Linked DNA regions of Homo sapiens: region 1 is linked to region 2. A link is a loop called in an ENCODE intact Hi-C map of the cell type or tissue named here. Cell type or tissue: dorsolateral prefrontal cortex. All regions are shown on one strand.

The links. Hi-C counts contacts between places; a loop is a spot of excess contacts. Peaks named below come from ENCODE experiments on the same cell type or tissue, not always from the same donor. Only the 100,000 strongest peaks of a DNase experiment are listed, where the experiment ranks them.
Region 1: a loop joins it to region 2, with 6 times the contacts of the local background. A loop is called at or near these places in 2 of 110 quality-filtered maps.

Annotation. Positions count from the first base shown.
Region 1 is chr17:7,508,383-7,516,382 of GRCh38, forward strand. POLR2A (RNA polymerase II subunit A) reads left to right here. Exons shown (of 30, transcript NM_000937.5): 20 at 1-93; 21 at 562-808; 22 at 1,150-1,250; 23 at 2,833-2,937; 24 at 3,024-3,206; 25 at 3,429-3,632; 26 at 3,776-3,962; 27 at 4,095-4,208; 28 at 4,392-4,541; 29 at 4,639-5,394; 30 at 5,397-6,234. The coding sequence ends at 5,797. Among named protein-coding and RNA genes, the nearest start is that of POLR2A, 28 kb to the left of the region's middle. RefSeq lists an enhancer at 2,885-4,084. In dorsolateral prefrontal cortex, CTCF peaks have their summits at 6,574 (motif pointing right) and 6,787; a DNase peak (open chromatin) is centred at 3,905; H3K27ac peaks cover 1,483 bases.
Region 2 is chr17:7,451,399-7,459,398 of GRCh38, forward strand. It overlaps CHRNB1 (cholinergic receptor nicotinic beta 1 subunit), which reads left to right. Exons shown (of 11, transcript NM_000747.3): 8 at 2,899-3,122; 9 at 3,886-4,058; 10 at 4,396-4,543; 11 at 5,185-6,312. The coding sequence ends at 5,325. It overlaps ZBTB4 (zinc finger and BTB domain containing 4), which reads right to left. Exons shown (of 4, transcript NM_001128833.2): 4 at 7,980-8,000. Among named protein-coding and RNA genes, the nearest start is that of CHRNB1, 10 kb to the left of the region's middle. RefSeq lists enhancers at 4,293-4,794, 4,322-4,401, 4,482-4,641. In dorsolateral prefrontal cortex, no CTCF peak of the experiment used is centred here; DNase peaks (open chromatin) are centred at 4,153 and 4,983; H3K4me3 peaks cover 1,881 bases; H3K27ac peaks cover 2,156 bases.

The sequences.
Region 1 (8,000 bases), 57 kb after region 2:
AAGGAGCTCATCAACATTTCCAAGAAGCCAAAGACTCCTTCGCTTACTGTCTTCCTGTTGGGCCAGTCCGCTCGAGATGCTGAGAGAGCCAAGGTAGGGATCAGGACTGCTGGGCTTTTTGGCCGGAAGAAAAGAAGGAGAACTCAACTGGGTATGGTGGCTCATGTCTGTAATCCCAGCACTTTGGGAGGCCAAGGCAGGTGGATCACCTGAGGTCAGGAGTTCAAGACTAACCTGGCCAAGGTGGTGAAACCCCATCTCTACTAAAAATAGAAAAATTAGCCGGGCATGGTCGTGTGTGCCTGTAATCCCAGCTGCTAGTTGGGGCTGAGACAGGAGAATCGCTTGAACCTGGGGGGCAGAGGTTGCAGTGAGCCGAGATTGTGCCACTGCACTCCAGCCTGGGCAACAAGAGCGAGATTCCATCTGAAAGAAAAAAAGAAAAAAAAGGAGAACTTTTCCCCTTGAATAAAGGGTTTTGGATTCCCTTGATAAGGAGGGTTAGAAGAGACGTTTAGAGCTACTCAGTTCCCTGTGTCATGGACTTCTGTCTCTTCCCAGGATATTCTGTGCCGTCTGGAGCATACAACGTTGAGGAAGGTGACTGCCAACACAGCCATCTACTATGACCCCAACCCCCAGAGCACGGTGGTGGCAGAGGATCAGGAATGGGTGAATGTCTACTATGAAATGCCTGACTTTGATGTGGCCCGAATCTCCCCCTGGCTGTTGCGGGTGGAGCTGGATCGGAAGCACATGACTGACCGGAAGCTCACCATGGAGCAGATTGCTGAAAAGATCAATGCTGGTAAGCCTAGGAGGGCTGGCCTGGCTCAGGAGCCCCGCTCTCTGGGCTACCACCTATCGTGTTCACCGCACTTGAGCCCCCAAAGAGCTACCCACCCTCACCCCCATGCATGTACCAGTTCCGCCCCTCCGAGGCATCCTCCAACTCTCCAGGTCCCCTCTGCACTCCCTTTCTCTTCTGAATGTTCTCCCTTCCCCTTTCCAGGGGGTTCTATGAAAAGAAAGTTTCTGTGAGGAGCGGGGAGCCAAAAGAGAGCCTTGCTCAGAGAGAGCTGCGAGTGGACAGTGGCTGGGGCCAGTCCCCTTAGCTGCAGCCTTTCTCATGGCTCCTCACCCCACCAGGTTTTGGTGACGACTTGAACTGCATCTTTAATGATGACAATGCAGAGAAGCTGGTGCTCCGTATTCGCATCATGAACAGCGATGAGAACAAGATGCAAGAGGTAATGGGGGTCCTAGAAGTCAGCGTGTCACATGTATAAAACGCATGAATCACGTTAGAGACCAAAGAAAAGAAGATGCAATCAACATTGAGGGGCGGCCAGGCGCGGTGGCTCACGCCTGTAATCCCAGCACTTTGGGAGGCTGAGGCGGGTGGATCACCTGAGCTCAGGAGTTCGAGACCAGCCTGACCAACATGGAGTAACCCCGTCTCTACTAAAAATAAAAATTAGCCGGGCATGGTGGTATGTGCCTGTAATCCTAGCTACTTGGGAGGCTGAGGCAACAAGAGTGAAACTATCTCAAAAAATAAAAAAAACATTGAGGGGCCAGTCATACCCACCTAATTTAGGGATAGGGAATGGTGATTAGCAACGATTTTCAAAATCCACAGCACCGGCCGAGTAGATAAAACAGGTGGTGTTGAAATAGGAGATAGGAGTGCCTCCCTGTCACGCTGTCACTTGGCTCTCCTCCCCCAAGGCTCCTGCAGCTTGCTTTGCTTAGGGAATACAAGCCCCACCCCTGAGGCAGGGGCCAGACTTGGGGGCAGGTTGGGCAGTAGGCATTGCTATGTCCTAGGGGAAGTCGTGTGACAGCCATAACAAGACCCATGAAAAGGCTGGATCAGTGACTTCACTCCTGGGCATGGCTCCTGAGATACTTGTTTGGCACATGTTGGTACCTGGTGCTTTAGTAATAAAAACTGAAGAACTCAGGCTGGGCATGGTGGCTCACACTTGTAATCCCAGCACTTTGGGAGGCCAAGGCGGGCAGATTACCTGAGGTCGGGAGTTCGAGACCAGCCTGACCGACATGGAGAAACCCCGTCTCTACTAAAAATACAAAATGAGCCGGGCGTGGTGGCGCATGCCTGTAATCTCAGTTACTCAGGAGGCTGAGGCAGGAGAAATGCTTGAACATGGGAGGCAGAGGTTGTGGTGAGGCAAGATCACACCATTGCACTCCAGCCTGGGCAATAAGCGAAACTCCATCTCTAAAAAAACAAAAACAAAAAACTGAAGAACTCACTAACTGCTGAACTGCTGTCAGAGAACAGTTATAAAAGCATTGATAGGTCTTGATGGAATACAGTATATGGCCATTAGAAGTGATCACTGTCATGCCAGCAGCAGCCTAGATGAACACACAGTGAAGTGCCAGAGCAGGGAATGGTGTGTGCTCGGGTACAGCAGTTGGGAGGATATGACATGTACGTGGAGCCCGCCTCTCGCTAGGCGCAGGACTGCACAAGAGTGGAAGTTGTGACGGGGTGGTGGGATTTGGGTGCCTTTCCTTAGGCTTCTTTTAATATTGTAAAATCAGGATTAAAAGTCTCACTGGAGAATTGCAGGAACATGGGAGGTAGAGGTTGCAGTGAGCTGAGATCGTGGCATTGCACTCCAGCCCAGGCTGATAACAGCGAGACTCCACCTCAAAAAAAAAAAAAAAAAAGTCTCACTGGAACTGTGAGGGGCAGAGCCTGGTGACTGACTCGTTTGGCCCTCAAAGAGGCTGTAGTTGGAGGCGAGAGCTGGGGAAGAGACCAGAGGATGCCAAGTGCTGACCTCACTCTCACTGCAGGAGGAAGAGGTGGTGGACAAGATGGATGATGATGTCTTCCTGCGCTGCATCGAGTCCAACATGCTGACAGATATGACCCTGCAGGGCATCGAGCAGATCAGCAAGGTCAGCCATCCCCTCTGCCACCGCCTTCCTCCTCCCACTCCCACACTCCCCTCCCTGCCTACTCTGAGCACGCTGTCTTCCCACAGGTGTACATGCACTTGCCACAGACAGACAACAAGAAGAAGATCATCATCACGGAGGATGGGGAATTCAAGGCCCTGCAGGAGTGGATCCTGGAGACGGACGGCGTGAGCTTGATGCGGGTGCTGAGTGAGAAGGACGTGGACCCCGTACGCACCACGTCCAATGACATTGTGGAGATCTTCACGGTGAGCCCGTGTGTGCTGCCTAGCTGCCTTTCGTGGATCTCTGGCTCTCAGGCCCCTCATTCTGTGCTGTCCACTCAGGACTTTTTCTGCCTGATTCCATTTCTGAGTGTGGGATATCCTGGCTCCTGACACCCTCCCTGGATCTGGGTGGCGACAGAAGCAGGGAAGAGAGCAGAGTTGCTCAGTCCTGGCCCTCCCCTCCACTTCCCTCCCCTGTGCCAGGTGCTGGGCATTGAAGCCGTGCGGAAGGCCCTGGAGCGGGAGCTGTACCACGTCATCTCCTTTGATGGCTCCTATGTCAATTACCGACACTTGGCTCTCTTGTGTGATACCATGACCTGTCGTGGCCACTTGATGGCCATCACCCGACACGGAGTCAACCGCCAGGACACAGGACCACTCATGAAGTGTTCCTTTGAGGAAACGGTAACAGTGGAATTTCTGAATAGGGCAGAAGGAGGGAGTAGTGTGAGAAGAAGGGCACACACTTTGGGCAGCTGGGCTGTGGTGATGGGACAGTCAGGTGCTGTGTGTGGAGGGGTCTCATGGGGCCGGTCTGCTCTGTTCAGGTGGACGTGCTTATGGAAGCAGCCGCACACGGTGAGAGTGACCCCATGAAGGGGGTCTCTGAGAATATCATGCTGGGCCAGCTGGCTCCGGCCGGCACTGGCTGCTTTGACCTCCTGCTTGATGCAGAGAAGTGCAAGTATGGCATGGAGATCCCCACCAATATCCCCGGCCTGGGGGCTGCTGGACGTGAGTATGAGGCCCCAGCTGCGGTACCTGCTTGCGTCGGCGAGGCGGGGGGGCAGGCCATGGGTGCAAGGGTGTCACCAGTCCATGATTGCTGTTCTTGCTCCTCACGATTTCCTGTGTTCCTCTTTGCAGCCACCGGCATGTTCTTTGGTTCAGCACCCAGTCCCATGGGTGGAATCTCTCCTGCCATGACACCTTGGAACCAGGGTGCAACCCCTGCCTATGGCGCCTGGTCCCCCAGTGTTGGTGAGTAACCTGATCCAGGAAGAGGGCCCTCCAGGTGGTTCAGAGGTGGATAAGCTGGGATCGTGAACGGTAGCCATTGTTGGAACTCTGAAGGCCGCAGAGGGCTAGTGAAAGGTGGGGCAGGGAGAATTGGGGGCCTTTGGTCTCCCGCTCTGGCCTTAACTTGCTTCTCTCACTCTATAGGGAGTGGAATGACCCCAGGGGCAGCCGGCTTCTCTCCCAGTGCTGCGTCAGATGCCAGCGGCTTCAGCCCAGGTTACTCCCCTGCCTGGTCTCCCACACCGGGCTCCCCGGGGTCCCCAGGTCCCTCAAGCCCCTACATCCCTTCACCAGGTGAGTTGTCGCCATCTGTCAGGCCAGGTTTGTTTCCTCCACAGTTCTGGGTGAGTCTGTCCATTGCTCATCTCCTTTGTTGGCTGCTTCCCCACAGGTGGTGCCATGTCTCCCAGCTACTCGCCAACGTCACCTGCCTACGAGCCCCGCTCTCCTGGGGGCTACACACCCCAGAGTCCCTCTTATTCCCCCACTTCACCCTCCTACTCCCCTACCTCTCCATCCTATTCTCCAACCAGTCCCAACTATAGTCCCACATCACCCAGCTATTCGCCAACGTCACCCAGCTACTCACCGACCTCTCCCAGCTACTCACCCACCTCTCCCAGCTACTCGCCCACCTCTCCCAGCTACTCGCCCACCTCTCCCAGCTACTCACCCACTTCCCCTAGCTACTCGCCCACTTCCCCTAGCTACTCGCCAACGTCTCCCAGCTACTCGCCGACATCTCCCAGCTACTCGCCAACTTCACCCAGCTATTCTCCCACTTCTCCCAGCTACTCACCTACCTCTCCAAGCTATTCACCCACCTCCCCCAGCTACTCACCCACTTCCCCAAGTTACTCACCCACCAGCCCGAACTATTCTCCAACCAGTCCCAATTACACCCCAACATCACCCAGCTACAGCCCGACATCACCCAGCTATTCACCTACTAGTCCCAACTACACACCTACCAGCCCTAACTACAGCCCAACCTCTCCAAGCTACTCTCCAACATCACCCAGCTATTCCCCGACCTCACCAAGTTACTCCCCTTCCAGCCCACGATACACACCACAGTCTCCAACCTATACCCCAAGCTCACCCAGCTACAGCCCCAGCTCGCCCAGCTACAGCCCAACCTCACCCACAAGTACACCCCAACCAGTCCTTCTTACAGTCCCAGCTCCCCAGAGTATACCCCAACCTCTCCCAAGTACTCACCTACCAGTCCCAAATATTCACCCACCTCTCCCAAGTACTCGCCTACCAGTCCCACCTATTCACCCACCACCCCAAAATACTCCCCAACATCTCCTACTTATTCCCCAACCTCTCCAGTCTACACCCCAACCTCTCCCAAGTACTCACCTACTAGCCCCACTTACTCGCCCACTTCCCCCAAGTACTCGCCCACCAGCCCCACCTACTCGCCCACCTCCCCCAAAGGCTCAACCTACTCTCCCACTTCCCCTGGTTACTCGCCCACCAGCCCCACCTACAGTCTCACAAGCCCGGCTATCAGCCCGGATGACAGTGACGAGGAGAACTGAGGGCACGTGGGGTGCGGCAGCGGGCTAGGGCCCAGGGCAGCTTGCCCGTGCTGCTGTGCAGTTCTTGCCTCCCTCACGGGGCGTCACCCCCAGCCCAGCTCCGTTGTACATAAATGCCTTGTGGCAGAGCTCCCGGTGAACTTCTGGATCCCGTTTCTGATGCAGACTCTTGTCTTGTTCTCCACTTGTGCTGTTAGAACTCACTGGCCCAGTGGTGTTCTCACTCCTACCCCACCCACCCCCTGCCTGTCCCCAAATTGAAGATCCTTCCTTGCCTGTGGCTTGATGCGGGGCGGGTAAAGGGTATTTTAACTTAGGGGTAGTTCCTGCTGTGAGTGGTTACAGCTGATCCTCGGGAAGAACAAAGCTAAAGCTGCCTTTTGTCTGTTATTTTATTTTTTTGAAGTTTAAATAAAGTTTACTAATTTTGACCAAAAGTATGTACATCGAGTGCTTCATTGGGGTTCAGGAGACCCCCAGGCCCCTGCCTCCTGCCTGGGCTGCTGCTTGATCTGTTAGGGGGAGGGGACCAGGAAAATGGGAGGGTACCTTACAGTCAGCCCACACACAGCCCCTGCTCTGTGCCAGGCACTGCTCTGTACTGAGTTTGTTATAGTCACAACAGATGCAGCTCTTGTCCTCTATTAAGGTGATATTGACCATAACAGCTTTTTAACTTGTTTTACTGATTGTCATAAATAATTTGGAAAAGTGTAGAAAAGTATAATGCAGAGGGAGAAAAATGATCACCCATAATCCCACCACTAGGAGGCATACTTTCTTTGGTATTTTTTCCTATACTTTTCTTGAGTCACTAACAAGTGAACAAAAATGTACTTTGATTTTGGCCTCAAACCAAGAATGAAAAGATTATATAGATGTTGTAATACAGAAGCTGAAGTAAAAGGACTTGGGGGTAATACGCTAGTTTTAGCCGGCTATTTTTCCCCCTTTCATTAGCACCTTAATGTGGTATCAATGTTCTACATCCTCTGCAAGTCATTTCTGATTTACTTGAGGTATTTTTATTTTTATTTTATTTTTTTGAGACAGTCTCGCTCTGTTGCCCAGGCTGGAGTGCAGTGGCGCAGTCTCGGCTCACTACAACCTCTGCCTCTTGGGTTCAAGCAATTCTCACTGCCTCAGCCTTCCAAGTAGCTGCGATTGCAGATGTCCGTCACCATGCCCAGCTACTTTGGTATTTTTAATAGAGAAGGGATTTCACAGTGTTGGCCAGGCTGGTCTCAAACTCCTGATTTCAGGTGATCTGTCCACTTTGGCCTCCCAAAGTGCTGGGATTACAGGCATGAGCCACTGCACCTGGCCTGTTATCTAGAAATGTCTATTTTGCCTTCATTCCTAAAGAATATCTTTGCTAGAGATAGGATTCTGGTGTGACAGATTCATTTTTTGTTTTTAGCACTTTTTTTTTTTTTTTTAGGAGCAGAGGTTTAATATGCAAAAGATAGAGAAAAGAGAACAGCTCGCTCTCTTGTGGGGGAGAGGGGCTTCTGAAAGGGAAGTCCCTAAGATGTCCTATCTTCCGGCCCTCACAGTTTCTAGTGAGAAGTTCACAGTCTTTGGGATCATATTTCTTGTGTTATTTTTCTCTAAATGCTTTCAAGATTTTCTTTTTATCTCTGGTTCTTTGGTTTTTGACAGTTTAGCTTTGGTGTGTATATTGGAGTTCTCCAGAGAAGCAGAACCATTGGGAGAGATATATATCTTCCTGTGCTAATAATCACATTACTTTTATATGTGATTATATATATACATATATATTTTTTTCTATTTACTTGAGCTTCCCCACAGCAAAAATGAGGGGTTTTGTCATGGGAATTCGCTCAAACGATTACAGGGACCAAGAAGTTTCACAATCTGCCATCTGTAATCTGGAGAACCAGGAAGCTGGTGGTGTAATTCAGTCTTGAGTCCAAAGGCCTGAGAACTGGAGGTGGGGTGGTGGTGGCAGTGGTGGCAGTGGTGGCGCTGGTGTAAGTCCTGGAGTCTAAAGACCCAAGAATTGGGAGCTTCTAGGTCCAAAGGCAGGAGAAGTTGGATGTCTGAGCTCAAGGAGAGGACTCACCCTTCCTCTACCTTTTTGTTCTTTCCAAGCCCTCACTTGATTGGACAATGCCCACCTATGGCGGTGCAAGAGAACCTTACTCAGTCTACCGATTAAAATGCCGACCTCTTCAAGAAA
Region 2 (8,000 bases):
CCCTCCCCGGTAGCCGGGATTACAGACATGAGCCACCATGCCTGAGTAATTTTTCTATTTTTAGTAGAGATGGGATTTCTCCATGTTGGCCAGGCTAGTCTCAAACTCCTGACCTAAAATGATCCACCCGCCTTGGCCTCCCACAGTGCTGGGATTACAGGTGTAAGCCACCCCGCCCAGCCTGTTATGTTTTTTAACGTTGGTCTTTCGGCCACCAAGAGCCCAGGAAGGCCACATGCACAGCTCTGCCAGGTGCAGCCCAGGTGTCCAGGGCTCTCTGGTCCAGGACACCATGGCCTGGTGTGCCCTTATCTCCAGGCCTGAAGCCCCACCTGTCCAACCTGGAGACAGCTATGCAAGGTTCTCTTGCCAGGTGCTGTTTAATCTTGGGCCCTCCAGGGCCTGGAGCAGCTTCCAGGGCCCGTCCTCCATGCCCCCACCCAAGGACGTCCTCACTCCAGCAAGCTCAGCTACATGCTCAGCAGTCAGGGCCACTGAGGCCACAGCCCCGCCGCCACCCACACCAGGCTGTCCTAGAGGGCCACCCCAGCCCTGGAAGCCCCCTCAACCCCTGCTTTCATGCAGGAGAGGGGGAGCCACTGGAAGGTTCTGGAAAGAGGAATAATATGATCTGATTCTATTTCTTTCTTTCCTTTTTCTTTTTTTTTTTTTTTTTAGATACAGTCCCTGTCTGTCACCCAGGCTGGAGTGCAGTGGCACGATCTTGGCTCACTGCAACCTCCGCCTCCCGGGTTCAAGCGATTATTCTGCCTCAGCCTCCCGAGTAGCTGGGATTCCAGTCACACACCACGATGCCCAGCTAAATTTTTTGTAATTTAAGTAGAGATGGGGTTTCGCTATGTTGGCCAGGCTGGTCTCGAACTTCTGACCTCAGGTGATCTGACCGCCTCAGCCTCCCAAAATGCTAGGATTACAGGCATGAGCCACCGCACCCAGCTTGATTTATATTTTAACAAAATCAGTCTGGCTGCTCGGTTGAGAACAGTCAGCATGGGAGAAAAGGATGGAGCAAAGAGACCAGTTAGGAGGGCTTTACAATAATTCAGACCTAAGGTAATGTGCTTTAGAGCAAGGTGGTGATGTAGGAGGTGGGACTCGACTCCAGACCAAATTGAGGACCAGCTAGAACAGGAACAGGGCAGATGCAGCTTTCCATAAGACATACTCACGAGTGTGCCATGTCAGTTTACCATTGCCATGGAAACACCTGGGAGTTACCACCCCTTTGGCAATCACCTGATGACACAGAAGTTACTGCCCTTTCCCTAGAAATTTCTGCCTAATCCGTTGCTTAATCTGCATGCAATTAAACGTAGGTATAGGCCAGGCGTGGTGGCTCACGCCTGTAATCCCAGCACTTTGGGAGGCTAAGGTGGGCAGATCCCTTAAGGTCAGGAGTTCAAGACCAGCCTGGCCAACATGGTGAAACCCTGTCTCTACTAAAAATACAAAAAGTTAGCCAAGTGTGGTGCCATGCACCTGTAATCCCAGCTGCTCGGGAGGCTAAGACAGGAGAACTGCTTGAACCCAAGAGGCAGAGGTTGCAGTGAGCTGCAATCACGCCACTAAACTCCAGCCTGGGTGACAGAGTGAGAGTCTGTCTAAAAATAAATAAATACATAAGAGATAGGGAAGACTATCAGAGGAGTAGCTTTGGTAGTAAGATAATTTAGTTTTGGACATTTTGTTTTATTTTGTTTCTGCTTTTGTTTTTTGAGATGGAGTTTTGCTCTTGATGCCCAGGCTGGAGTGCAATGGCACGATCTCGACTCACTGCAACCTCTGCCTCCTGGGTTCGAGTGATTCTCCTGCCTCAGCCTCCCTAGTAGCTGGGACTACAGGCACCCACCACCATGCCCAGCTAATTTTTTGTATTTTTAGTAGAGATGGGGTTTCACTATGTTGGCCAGGCTGGTCTCGAACCCCTGACCTCAGGTGATTCGCCTGCCTCGGCCTCGCAAAGTGCTGGGATTACGGGTGTGAGCCACTGTACCCGGCTCAGTTTTGGACATGTTAAGCTTGAAATATTTATTAGACATCCAACTATCCAAGAGAGGTTGAGTAGGCAGATGGATATATATCTGGCATTCAGGGGAGAAGTCCAGGGTGGACATACAAATGTAGGAATGATTTACATGCAGATGGCCCTTCCAAAAGCCTGTCTTTTTTTTTTTTTTTTTTTTTTTATGATGGAGTTTTGCTCTGTTGCTCAGGCTGGAAGGCAGTGGTGCCATCACAGCTCACTGCAGCCTCCATCTTCCACACTCAAGCAGTCCTCCCAACTCAGCCTCTCAAATAGTTGGGACCACAAGCATGCGCCATTGTGCCTGGCTAATTTTTTTTTTTTTCTTTTTGTAGAGGTTGGGCAAAGTGGCTCACGCCTGTAATCCCAACAGTTTGGGAGGCCAAGGTGGGTGGATCACTTGAGCTCAGGAGTTTGAGACCAGCCTGGGTAACATGGTGAAATCCTGTCTCTACAAAAAGTACAAAAATTAGCTGGGCATGGTGGCGTGCACCTGTAGTCCCAGCTACTCAGGAGGCCGAGGTGGGAAGACCACTTGAGCCTGGGAAGTGGAGGTTTCAATGAGCCATTATCATGCCACTGCACTCCAGCCTGGGTGACAGAGCAAGACCCAGCCTCAAATTTGTTTTTGTAGAAAAGAGGTCTCCCTATGTTGCTCAGGCTGGTCTGAAACTCCTGGGCTCAAGCAATCCTCCCACCTTGGCCTCCCAAAGTGCCAGGACTACAGGTGTGAACCACTGTGCCTGGCTGTAGAAATCTGTCTTTGAATGGCCTGGAAACATGGTCACTGATTATGCCATAGAGCTTTCCTTCAGGCAAGTCTAATCCTTCTCTCTTCCCCTCTGCCCTCCAAGGAGAGAAGATGGGGCTCTCAATCTTTGCCCTGCTGACCCTTACTGTGTTCCTGCTGCTGCTGGCTGACAAAGTACCTGAGACCTCACTATCAGTACCCATTATTATCAAGTACCTCATGTTTACCATGGTCCTCGTCACCTTCTCAGTCATCCTTAGTGTCGTGGTTCTCAACCTGCACCACCGCTCACCCCACACCCACCAAATGCCCCTTTGGGTCCGTCAGGTAAGAAAGATCTCCTCCTCCAACCCCAATTTTCCTTTTACAGACCATAGGGAGAACTATAGCTATGTGGCAGAGTGTTGAAGTGTCCAAGCTTGTTGAGTGTTGAAATGTTGCACAGTTAAGCTAGCCCCCATCATTATCATTTCACAGATCCCATACTCTCTTCATCAATACTGCCCATCTCGGGTCCCAGGGAAATATTCTTAGGGTTAGGTACTATCAGATTGGAAGCCCTCTCTTTCCAGTTGGGATACCTCCCAACCCACTAAATAGCTTTTTTTTTTTTTTTTTTTTTTTTTTGAGATGGAGTTTTGTTCTTGTGGCCAGGCTGGAGTGCAATGGCACAATCTCAGCTCACTGCAACCTTCACCTCCCAGGTTCCAGCGATTCTCCTGCCTGAGCCTCCCAAGTAGCTGGGATTACAGGCACCCGCCACCACGCCCAGCTAATTTTTGTATTTTTAGTAGAGAGAGGGTTTCACCATGTTGGCCAGGCTGGTCTTGAACTCCTGACCTCAGGTGATCCACCTGCCTTGGCTTCCCAAAGTGCTGCGATTACAGGCGTGAGCCACCGCGACAGGCCCAACCCACTAAAGAGCTCTTAGGTCTGTGTGGCTGCATTTCCTTGTGTAGCTCGTTTGTGGAAGAATATGCACGCACATACTCACGCGCGGGAATGGGCATGTGGAGTGGGGTGGTTGGCTGTTTCCCTTCTGGTCTGAAAGCATGAAAGCCCCCACCAATACGCCTCTTCTACTCTGCAGATCTTCATTCACAAACTTCCGCTGTACCTGCGTCTAAAAAGGCCCAAACCCGAGAGAGACCTGATGCCGGAGCCCCCTCACTGTTCTTCTCCAGGAAGTGGCTGGGGTCGGGGAACAGATGAATATTTCATCCGGAAGCCGCCAAGTGATTTTCTCTTCCCCAAACCCAATAGGTAGGACTACGCCCGTTACCCACATAAGAGGGAGAGGGAGAACTACAGTTCCCAGAAGAGTGTGCGGAAGAAGCGGCCCATGCTCTCGGAAGACGCTGTGGTTGAGCATCATGGGAGTTGTAGTACTCCTGCTGCTCACTTTGAGGGGAGGTGGGAACTAAAACAGAGGCGGTGGAAGAAGTTGCACAAGGCTAGAGAGATCACTGCTGGAGGGAAAAGCATGATGGGCTCTCGGGTTTTGAGAACTGGCAAGTTGTTGGAGGCAGCTGGAGCGGGGCCTGGGTCGCCGGCACTGGCTGTCTTTGCGTTTGGGCGTGGCCAGTCACTCCTCTTCCAGGTTCCAGCCTGAACTGTCTGCCCCTGATCTGCGGCGATTTATCGATGGTCCAAACCGGGCTGTGGCCCTGCTTCCGGAGCTACGGGAGGTCGTCTCCTCTATCAGCTACATCGCTCGACAGCTGCAGGAACAGGAGGACCACGATGCGGTATGTCCAACGGGGGTGGAACAAGGCCAGGTCTAGGCGACCTTGGCCCCACCCCCAAATTCCGCACCAGCACTCGCTTTCGTTTTTTTTGTGTGGTTTTTTTTTGGCTTTTTTTTTTTTTTTTTTTTTTTGAGACAGAGTCTCGCTCTGTCGCCCAGGCTGGAGTGCAGTGGCTCGATCTCGGCTCACTGCAACCTCCGCCTACGGGTTCAAGCGATTGTCCTGCCTCAGCCTGCCGAGTAGCTGGGACGACAGGGGCGCGCCACCACGCCTGGCTAATTTTTGTATTTTTAGTAGAGACGTGGCTTCACCATGTTGGCCAGGCTGGTCTGAAACTCCTGACCTCAGGTGATCCGCTCGCTTCGGCCTCCCAAAGTGCTGGGATTACAGGCGTGAGCCACCGCGCCCGGCCTCGCTTTCGTTTCTGATTGGACCTCTCCCTCATTTGGTCCCACCCCCTGCTTACCTACTGGTTCTTTATGCCCATGCATTGCCTGCAGTCTCGCTCTCCTGTTGGCGCTGCCGGCTGTTGCCTCAAACCAGTGGTAGGAGGACTCAAGCGGGTAGCGGGCGGGGAAATGGGGGGGTTTCCCTGGGGGTCTGGGCCCAGAGCTCAGGAAGTTTCCTTTGCCTACCCACAGCTGAAGGAGGACTGGCAGTTTGTGGCCATGGTAGTGGACCGCCTCTTCCTGTGGACTTTCATCATCTTCACCAGCGTTGGGACCCTAGTCATCTTCCTGGACGCCACGTACCACTTGCCCCCTCCAGACCCCTTTCCTTGAAGACTGGAGGGTTGAGACCCAGGCCCCCTGCCAGTTGAAGTGAGAGTTTGGTGATACTGTCAAGCCCTATCCTTCTCTGCCTCTTAACTCCTTCACGAGGAATCTGGGCCTCTTATTTCGTTTCTGGGGACTGCATTGGACTGAGGGCTGGGTAGGCAGGTGTCTTGGACCCACCTGAAATGCAGTATCATCTGATTTACTCTTTGGGATCTTGAAGAAGCTCTTTTGGGTATCAACACCTAGGTCGCCAGTGAAATAGAACACAGAACAGGAACTAGATTATAAGCCTTATGAGGTCAAGAAATGTGACTTGGCCGGGCGCGGTGGCTCACGCCTGTAATCCCAGCACTTTGGGAGGCCAAGGCGGGCGGATCACCTGAGGTCGGGAGTTTGAGACCAGCCCGACCAACATGGAGAAACCCTGTCTCTACTAAAAATACAAAATTAGCCAGGTGTGGTGGTACATGCCTGTAATCCCAGCTACTAGGGAGGCTGAGGCAGGAGAATCACTCGAACCCGGGAGGCAGAGGTTGCAGTGAGTCAAGATCACGCCATTGCACTCCAGCCTGGGCAACAAGAGCGAAACTCCATCTCAAAAAAAAAAAAGTGTCTTGTTCACTGCAGCATGCCCAGTGCCACGCACAGGTGCTGACCTATAGTAAGTGCTTAACATTTGTTGAATAGGGGAAAGAAATTTCCGGAAGTAAATACAGCAATTAATAATGTTTATAAGCTGGGCATGGTCGCTCAGGCCAGTAATCCCAGTGACTTAGGAGGCTGAGGTGGGAGGATTACTTGAAACCCACAGTTTGAGACCAGCCTGGGCAACATAGTGAGACCCTGTCTCTAAAAAAATAAAAATAGAAATAAAGTAGTGCTTATTGTTTGCATGTTGGGTCTTGTGGTCGTTTTCTTTTTACCTTTCTGTAATTTATTATGTTTTGTAATGTGTACTATCTCTGGGATTAAAAAAAGTTATTTCTACAAGCATGCATTGGTAATGAGAAAAAACAAGCGTTTTGAAGGCCTTCATTCAAGTTCCAACCTTGGTGCTCACACAAGCCACTAGCTTGCTCTGTACTTGTTTCGACATCTGTAAAATGAAACTAATGATAGCATATGCCCTATAGGATTGTCTGGGGATCACAGGAGATGGGAAAAAAGCACTATGCGATATGTATCAGAGGTTGCAACGGTGTGTTTTTTGTTTGGCCTGCACAGTTTTAAATTTGAACTAGTTCACTACTTTTATTTTTTATTTTTTTTCAAGACAGAGTCTCGCTGTGTTGCCCAGGCTGGAGTGCAGTGGCGGGACCTCGGCTCACCACAACCTCTGCCTCCCGGGTTCAAGTGATTCTCCTGGCTCAGCCTCCTGAGTACCTGGGACTGCAGACCCACACCACCATGCCCAGCTAATTTTTGTACTTTTAGTAGAGATGGGGTTTCACTATGTTGGCCAGGCTGGTCTAGAACTCCTGACCTCGTGATCTGCCCGCCTCGGCCTCCCAAAGTGCTGGGATTACAGGCGTGAGCCATCACGCCTGGCTACTAGTTCACTGCTTTTAAAATGTGGATATTTCATGAGAAATTTGGCTTCCTGGCTTCTCTTGAAAATAATCTTATTTAAAAAAAAACTATAGAGACAGGGTCTCACTATGTTGCCCAGGCTGGTCTTGAACTTCTGAGCTCAAGTGATCCACCTGCCTTGGCCTCCCAAAATGCTGGGATTACAGGTATGAGCCATCACACCCAGCCTCAAAGATAATTTTAAAAACTATAGTAGTCCGGGCGTGGTGGTTTATGCCTGTAATCCCAGCACTTTGGGAGGCTGAAGCAGGCAGATCACGAAGTCAGGAGTTCGAAACCAGCCTGACCAACATGCTGAAACCCCGTCTCTACTAAAAATACAAAAATTAGCTGGATGTGGTGGCGTGCACCTGTAATCCCAGCTACTCAGGAGCCTGAGGCAGGAGAATCGCTTGAACCTGGGAGGTGGAGGTTGCAGCGAGCCAAGATCGTGCCACTGCACTCCAGCCTGGGCAACAAGAGCGAAACTCCATCTCAAACAACAACAACAACAAAAAACTATAGTAACACCAGGCCTGATTCCCCTGTTGGCAACAACTTGTGTAGAGCTTAGTGGCTGCCACTCTGGTCAAGTTATTCATACCATAATTCCTCAAAGCCCCTGTAAACCTGACCCACGTCACTTAGTTTACCTGCCCATCCCTCCGTAACACTAGAAAAGATACAGGGGGCAACGAATTGAAGCCAATGGGGAAGCCACAAGTGGAAAAAGAAAGGTTGTGTCTCTTATGGCCATCACACATTTTATGCCTCAGTTTTCTTTCAATTTGGAAGGAAGGTTAGACCTGGTTTAAGGCAGGGCCATTTTGGACATAGAGATCTCGCGCCCAGCAGGTTGTATGAACTAGACTGTTAATATTTCTGGCTGGATGTTGGGCCAAAGTCAGCTTGAGCCTACAGTCAACAAGCCCTCACTCAACTACTCAACTGCTGGAAGTTGCGTCCAAACAGGGAGCATTGGGCCACAACTCACAGGGATCCTTGTGGGACAAAGTTAGCATGTTCCTTTCCCCCAGACCCACCAGCCACGCAAATAATTGCACCTGGCATCCCACTGTGGAGCACAGTTCATTTGTCTTGTTGGTTTA